Linked DNA regions of Homo sapiens: region 1 is linked to region 2. A link is a loop called in an ENCODE intact Hi-C map of the cell type or tissue named here. Cell type or tissue: OCI-LY7. All regions are shown on one strand. Each heading gives the region's core, and the rest is flanking DNA. Links, peaks and the distances in the headings are about the cores only.

Region 1 (2,911 bases), core at 247-2,746, 140 kb before region 2:
TCACGCTATGTTGCCCAGGCTGGTCTCAAACTCCTGAGCTCAAGCGATCCTCCTGCGTCTGCCTACAAAAGTGTTGAAACTACAGCCACAAGCCAACGCGCCCGGCCTTATGTGTTATCTCTTGCCACATAGTGGCCTCTGCTCCAAGGGAAGCGGGAAGAGTGAGTTTTTTCAGTGGTACCTTTCCTCCCCATCCTGAAAACAAATGTGATTCTCCTCCTAAAGAAGTAGAGCAAGTGGGTGTAGAGTTGTTAACATGCAATGTCTGCCACATAAAACATGATCCCCATTTTGGTGAGGAAATCACAGCCTGGAGAGGTGTGGTGATTTACACAGCCTGGATTCGATTGCACTGAGCCTGCCCCACCCTCACCCTGCTCTGATTCAGGGACCCTGGCCTGGCCCTCATCTTTGGTGGTTGCTGTCGTCAAGGCACTGGCCTTGCGTGATGGATGAGCAGGCAGCCTCATTAAACACAAACCCTTGTTGGTTTCCCAAAGCCCACAGGAGCAGCGAGGCCCGGGATCTGGGAGCAGGGAAGCTGAACAGGACCCCATCTGTCCTGTTCCCTCCGGCTTCTGCTCAAACAGGCATTTGTCTGCCATGGCAAGAGGGCAGCCTCAGACACTTCATCTCTGGGCAATTAGGGGGCTGCACGTGAGAAGAGTAATGACTGGCCAGAGGGGATTTATCAGGGGCCAGTGTGGCTGGGCGGGGCTCAAGATTTGACATCCACCTCTTTTCCGAGGGGAAGGAGCTGGTTAGCATCCCTGCCTGGCAGTGGAGCCTCGTTAGCTCTGCCTTCTACTGTCCCTTCCCCCTCCAACGCTCTGCTCCCCACCCCACCTCCTTGTCTCTGCCCTAGATCAGAGGCCAGGCACTAGCTGGATGGTCACACCTGCCTCCTCCATGCTGCCCCCTGTGAACCACTCTCCGCACTGGCTGCTCACAAGTCTGATCACGTCACACACCTCCTCCCTACCTTTAAATCCTTCCATGGCTCCCTACTGCCCAAATCATAAGCAGCTGTTGTGTTCGGGTGGTCCTAGGTGACCAGCTTCCCCACGAGCGATTTCTCTCCTTTGGTTTGATTCGTGTCAAAGATGAGTCTTAGACACTGCCTGATGCTCAAACGGTTTATCCTTTTCTTAAAAAAAAAAAAGATGGGATCTTGCTGTGTTGCCCAGGCTGGTCTTGAACTCCTGGCCTTAACCCATCTTCCTCCCTTGGCCTCCCAAAGTTCTGAGTTACAAGCATGAACCATGGTGCCCGGCCTCAAGTGATTTATTTTGGCTGTGCTGTTACGAGACAGACATCAATGACACGGGCCAGATACACTTAGGAGGTCAGAGGACCAGCTGACCAGGAGGGTCTCTGTGTAGAGACCATCCTCAGAGTTTGGGGGATCCTTCTCCCTTCCCTAGACCTGGGTTCAGTCTAGGTTAGTCGCCAGGTGTTTCTTTCAAAAAAGAAGTTTAAGCTATTCTTGTAAGGGGAAGCTTTGTTTCAAGGTTTATGAAAGTTGCATCTGTGCTGAGGTGGTCTTGTTTTCTGGAAATCCCCTGGCCAGGGTTGGAAATCCTGGGGCCAGGCTGTATCAACTGCTAAGTGACACCTGGTGTCCGGCCTGTGAGATGCTTAAGTGGGTCCTATGGCTCTTGTTAATCTCACAGTTGCAGTATGTCTCTTTTTATACTATGACAGCAACCTCAGCCCTGGTGACCTCAGCTCCCGCGCCGCATCCTCTGTACTCTTGCTCTTCAATTTTTAAGAATGAGTTTCATGATTATGGGTTTCAAAAATTACATTCAGGACTGCGTGTGGTGGCTCATGCCTATAATCCCAGCACTTTGGGACGCCAAGGTGGGTGGATCACTTGAGGTTAGGAGACCAGTCTGGTCAACATGGTGAAACCCTGTCTCTACTAAAAAAAATAAAACTTAGCAGGGCGTGATGGTGCACACCTGTAATTCCAGCTACTCAGGAGGCTGAGGCAGCAGGATCACTTGAATCTGGGAGGTGGAGGTTGAAGTGAGCCGACAACATGCCACTGCACTCCAGCCTGGGTGACAGAGTGAGACTCCATCTCAAAACAAAAACAAAAACAAAAACAATTCAAAAGGCACACAGTAAAACAAGGCTAACTCCTGCATCGTCCTCACCTGCCTAGTCCCCATCACCTGCCACATGCCTTAGTTCCTTGTGTATCCTTCCAGTTTCTTTATGCAAATGTAAATAGGACAAATATGTCGTCATATTTACCACCCCCACACATGCTTTATATACAAATGGTAGCTTATCAGGAACGTGGTTCTATACTTTCATTTTTGCACTTAATACATCTTGGAGATCTTTTTGTATCTGCAGAGAGAAGGCTGCTTCATTCTCTGGTACAGCTTGACCATCATTTCCTTAGCCAGCTCCCAGGTAGTGGATGTTTGTGTGGCAGGTGCTGCTGCTGCCCTGTCCCATATCTCCCACCTACCAGAGCTCACCAGCAGCCCTTTCATTTCTCCAGGCTTTAGCCCACACAGGTCTCTCTGCCTGGGATATGCTTCTGCTTCTTCATCTCAAATCAAGAGTCTGGCAGCCCCGCCAGAGACACTAACCTAACTAGTTCAGGCAGGGCTAGCACTTTGGGCCTCAGGGTCTCCCTTACCTCCTCTGCCTCAGGAATGATCACAGTGGATTAAATCCTCTCCTTATCTGCCTGCCTGGCTGGGAGCACCTGGGCAGGGGTCAGAGCTGTGGGGGGGCAATGGGGAAGATGAGTCAGATTCATCACTATGTCCCAGCACCTCTTACCACATCCCATGGCCTCTAGTGAAGCAGGAGAAGGATTGTATAAAATCCAAACTCCTTCCCGTGGCCTACAAAGCCCTGCTGACCCCGTCCCTGCCTGCCATCACCC
Region 2 (2,911 bases), core at 86-2,585:
TGAGCCACTGTGCCAGGCTGAAAGTCACCGTCTTAGTCCATTTTGTGCTGCTGTAACAGAATACCATAGACTGAGTCATTTACAAACAATAGAAGTTTGTTTGGCTCATGCTTCTGGAGGCTGGGAAGTCCAAGATCAAGGGGCCGCCCGCATCTGGTGAGGGCCACGTTGCTGCATAAAAACCTGGCAGAAGGCATCACATGGTGAGAGAGAGTGGGAGGGCTGAACTCACTTTTATAATAAACCCACTCTCAAGATAGCAGACACTTTCCTGCAGTAATGACATTAATCCATTCATGAAGGCAGAGCCCTCATGCACTAATGTTGCCTCTCAGAGTCCCCTGTCTCAACATTGTTGCTTTGGGGATTAAGTTTCCAACACATGAGCTTTAGGAGACACATTCAAACCATAGCAGTCATGGCCATAAAAGGATACTTGATACACAGGCAAGTCCTGATTTGCCTTTATTAGCTGCGTGACCTTGGGCCAGTCACTTAACTCAGAAGTTCGGGTGAATATAATAAGTAGAATATGGTGAGTAGAATAAAGAAAAGACTCATCAGTCAGATCTTCCTCAGGAGACGGAACTCTTTTTAAAAAATTTGTTCTTTTAAATTTTTTTATTATTAAAAAAATTTTTTTTAATTTGTTCTTTTAAGTTTTTTTATTATTAAAAAAAAATTTTTTTTTAAATAGAGACGGGTCTTGCTCTGTTGCCCAGGCTGGTCCTCAACTCCTGGCCTCCCAAAGTGATCCTTCCACCTTGGCCTCCCAAAGTGCTGGGATTACAGGCATGAGCCACCACACTCAGCCTTCTCTTTCTTTCCTTTTTTCTTTCTTTCTTTCTTTCTTTTTTTTTTTTTTTAATAAAGACAATGTCTCACTTGGCTGCCCATGCTGGTCTCGAACTCCTGGGCTCAGGTGGTCTCCTGTCTCGGCCTGCCAAACTGCTGGGTTTATAGATGGGAGCCACCATGCACAGCCTGGACAAAGCTCTTATTCTCTTCTCTATACCTTATACCTCACCCCTAGTTTTTAAGTTTGAGGGCCCTCTAGTGGAAAAGACAGATACCGTAGAAAATCTGGATCATAGTATGAGTTGAGAAGTTGGGGATGGGTAGGCAGAAGGTTTTGATCACTCAAAGCAGCTGATGTTGTGGGTGGAGGGGCTTATGATACTTTGAGACACCCTATACCTTTCCCCTCCATAACTGTTGACACTTGTTCTGGCCAGTTTGAACTTGTTTCTGCCCCTCAACTGCCAGAGCACATAAGGCCCCTACGAAACTAAAGGCTGGCTTTATCCCTCAGTCACCTTTACCAAACAGAAACTTTGTAAGTGCCACTTGATGTCCCTATGTGCCTCTCCCTGCCACTCTACTGAGCCTCCTATGCCTCACTTCCTTTTTCCTTCAGCACTGTGCATCTGCCCTGAAGGACGGAAAAAGTACCATCTAGGGAGACCACAGTGGTGAGTTTTAAGCTCATTTCTGCCTTCAGCTTCCTATGTGACCAAAGGCAATTCATTTCATGTCTCTGGCCCTTCTGTAGGCTCCAGTGCAGATTATCTTCAGCCACTTTTTGGGACTTGGGATTTCTTCTCTAAGCCTCCAGCTTCATAGCATAGCATTTTTTCCCCCAAAGTTCCCCTCTCTTTTCAATCTAGAATATTAGTATATGCTCAAAGATCATTTGCTTGAAATTCACTACCTTCACCTGTGAGGAGAGTAGTCGTATCTGTTTTTATTGGTAGAGTTCCAGGAACTGGCAGTCAGTCTGACTGCTAGAGTGGAACAGACCCCGTCAGCAAGGCATGATGTCTCCAGGATGGGCTGTGTAGTTCAGTACAGACAAACTTTTGGCCCTGGGAATCCAAGATACAGTAGAGGAAGAAGGGCCAGGCACTAGTCTAGGCAGTTTACGTAATTTTTTCCCCTCATTTATCTTCACTATTCTGAGGTAGGTGATTTAATCACCATTTTACAAATGTGAGGACTTAAGTTTTAGAGAGTATCATTTGGTAGACAGTGACTGACTCATTGTGGATACAGGAAAACAACTGAATATTTCTTGCTCCCAAGTAGGGAAGAGTGGTAGAAGAGACAGGCAAGTGAACGGTGGTCAAAGCACCAAGGATACCCAGTTTTGGTGGGAGAGCCATGGCTTAAACCTAGGTCTATCTGCTAATTGTTTCTACTATATGCTGCCTTCCTTACAGAGGGGTGGAGAGAGCAGCAAACCCAAGTGGACATCCAGGCTGGCAAGCAGTCTCTGGACAATGGCCATTGGTGGGGAGGCCTGTCCTTGGATTTTGAGTTGGGCTTTAGTTCGAGGGGGTGGGGGTCTGAAGTCTTAAGCGGGTGACTAAGGCAGGGGCTCTCATGTGGAGCTAACCCCATTTATAGAATAAAGCACCTAATTTTGTGCACTCTAGAAAGTGAAGCCTTATGGTCAGCACTGATCATATGCTGGAGTATCACAAGAGCCCCACAGTCAGTCTATGGTATAATAGGGCCAGAACCAGTCTCCTTATTCCCAATCAGGCCACCTCTCACCTCACTCAGACTTAATACAGTATAGAATAACTTTGGAGGGGACCTCAGTGTGGAGGCTGGAACTGCAAATTTCAAGCTTACATATCAGTTTTTGAATAGGTATTCAAAAACCAATGACAGGCTGGGTGTGGTGGCTCACGCCTGTAATCCCAGCACTTTGGGAGTCCAAGGCGGGCGGATCACCTGAGATTATCAGGAGTTCGAGACCAGCCTGGCCAACATGGTCTGAGTGAGGTGAGAGGTGGCCTGATTGGGAATAAGGAGACTGGTTCTGGCCCTGCCACTGACTTCCCTCTGTGACTTTGGACAGATTCCCCTCCCTGCTCTGGTCTTACCTCCCTTTTTATAAAATGGT

The links. Peaks named below come from ENCODE experiments on the same cell type or tissue, not always from the same donor. Only the 100,000 strongest peaks of a DNase experiment are listed, where the experiment ranks them.
Region 1: it touches region 2 in a loop (2.3-fold over the local background); 1 of 110 quality-filtered maps calls a loop at or near these places.

What each region holds. Positions count from the first base shown.
Region 1 is chr20:33,881,742-33,884,652 of GRCh38, forward strand. No RefSeq gene overlaps it. Among named protein-coding and RNA genes, the nearest start is that of CHMP4B, 72 kb to the left of the region's middle. RefSeq lists enhancers at 1,462-1,581, 1,762-2,021. In OCI-LY7, for the core only: a CTCF peak has its summit at 1,611 (motif pointing left); DNase peaks (open chromatin) are centred at 1,590, 2,260 and 2,576; H3K4me3 peaks cover 2,110 bases; H3K27ac peaks cover 2,500 bases.
Region 2 is chr20:34,021,244-34,024,154 of GRCh38, forward strand. The region is part of intron 1 of RALY (RALY heterogeneous nuclear ribonucleoprotein); the gene reads left to right. Among named protein-coding and RNA genes, the nearest start is that of MIR4755, 26 kb to the right of the region's middle. In OCI-LY7, for the core only: CTCF peaks have their summits at 1,070 (motif pointing left) and 1,271; DNase peaks (open chromatin) are centred at 1,048 and 1,418; H3K27ac peaks cover 998 bases.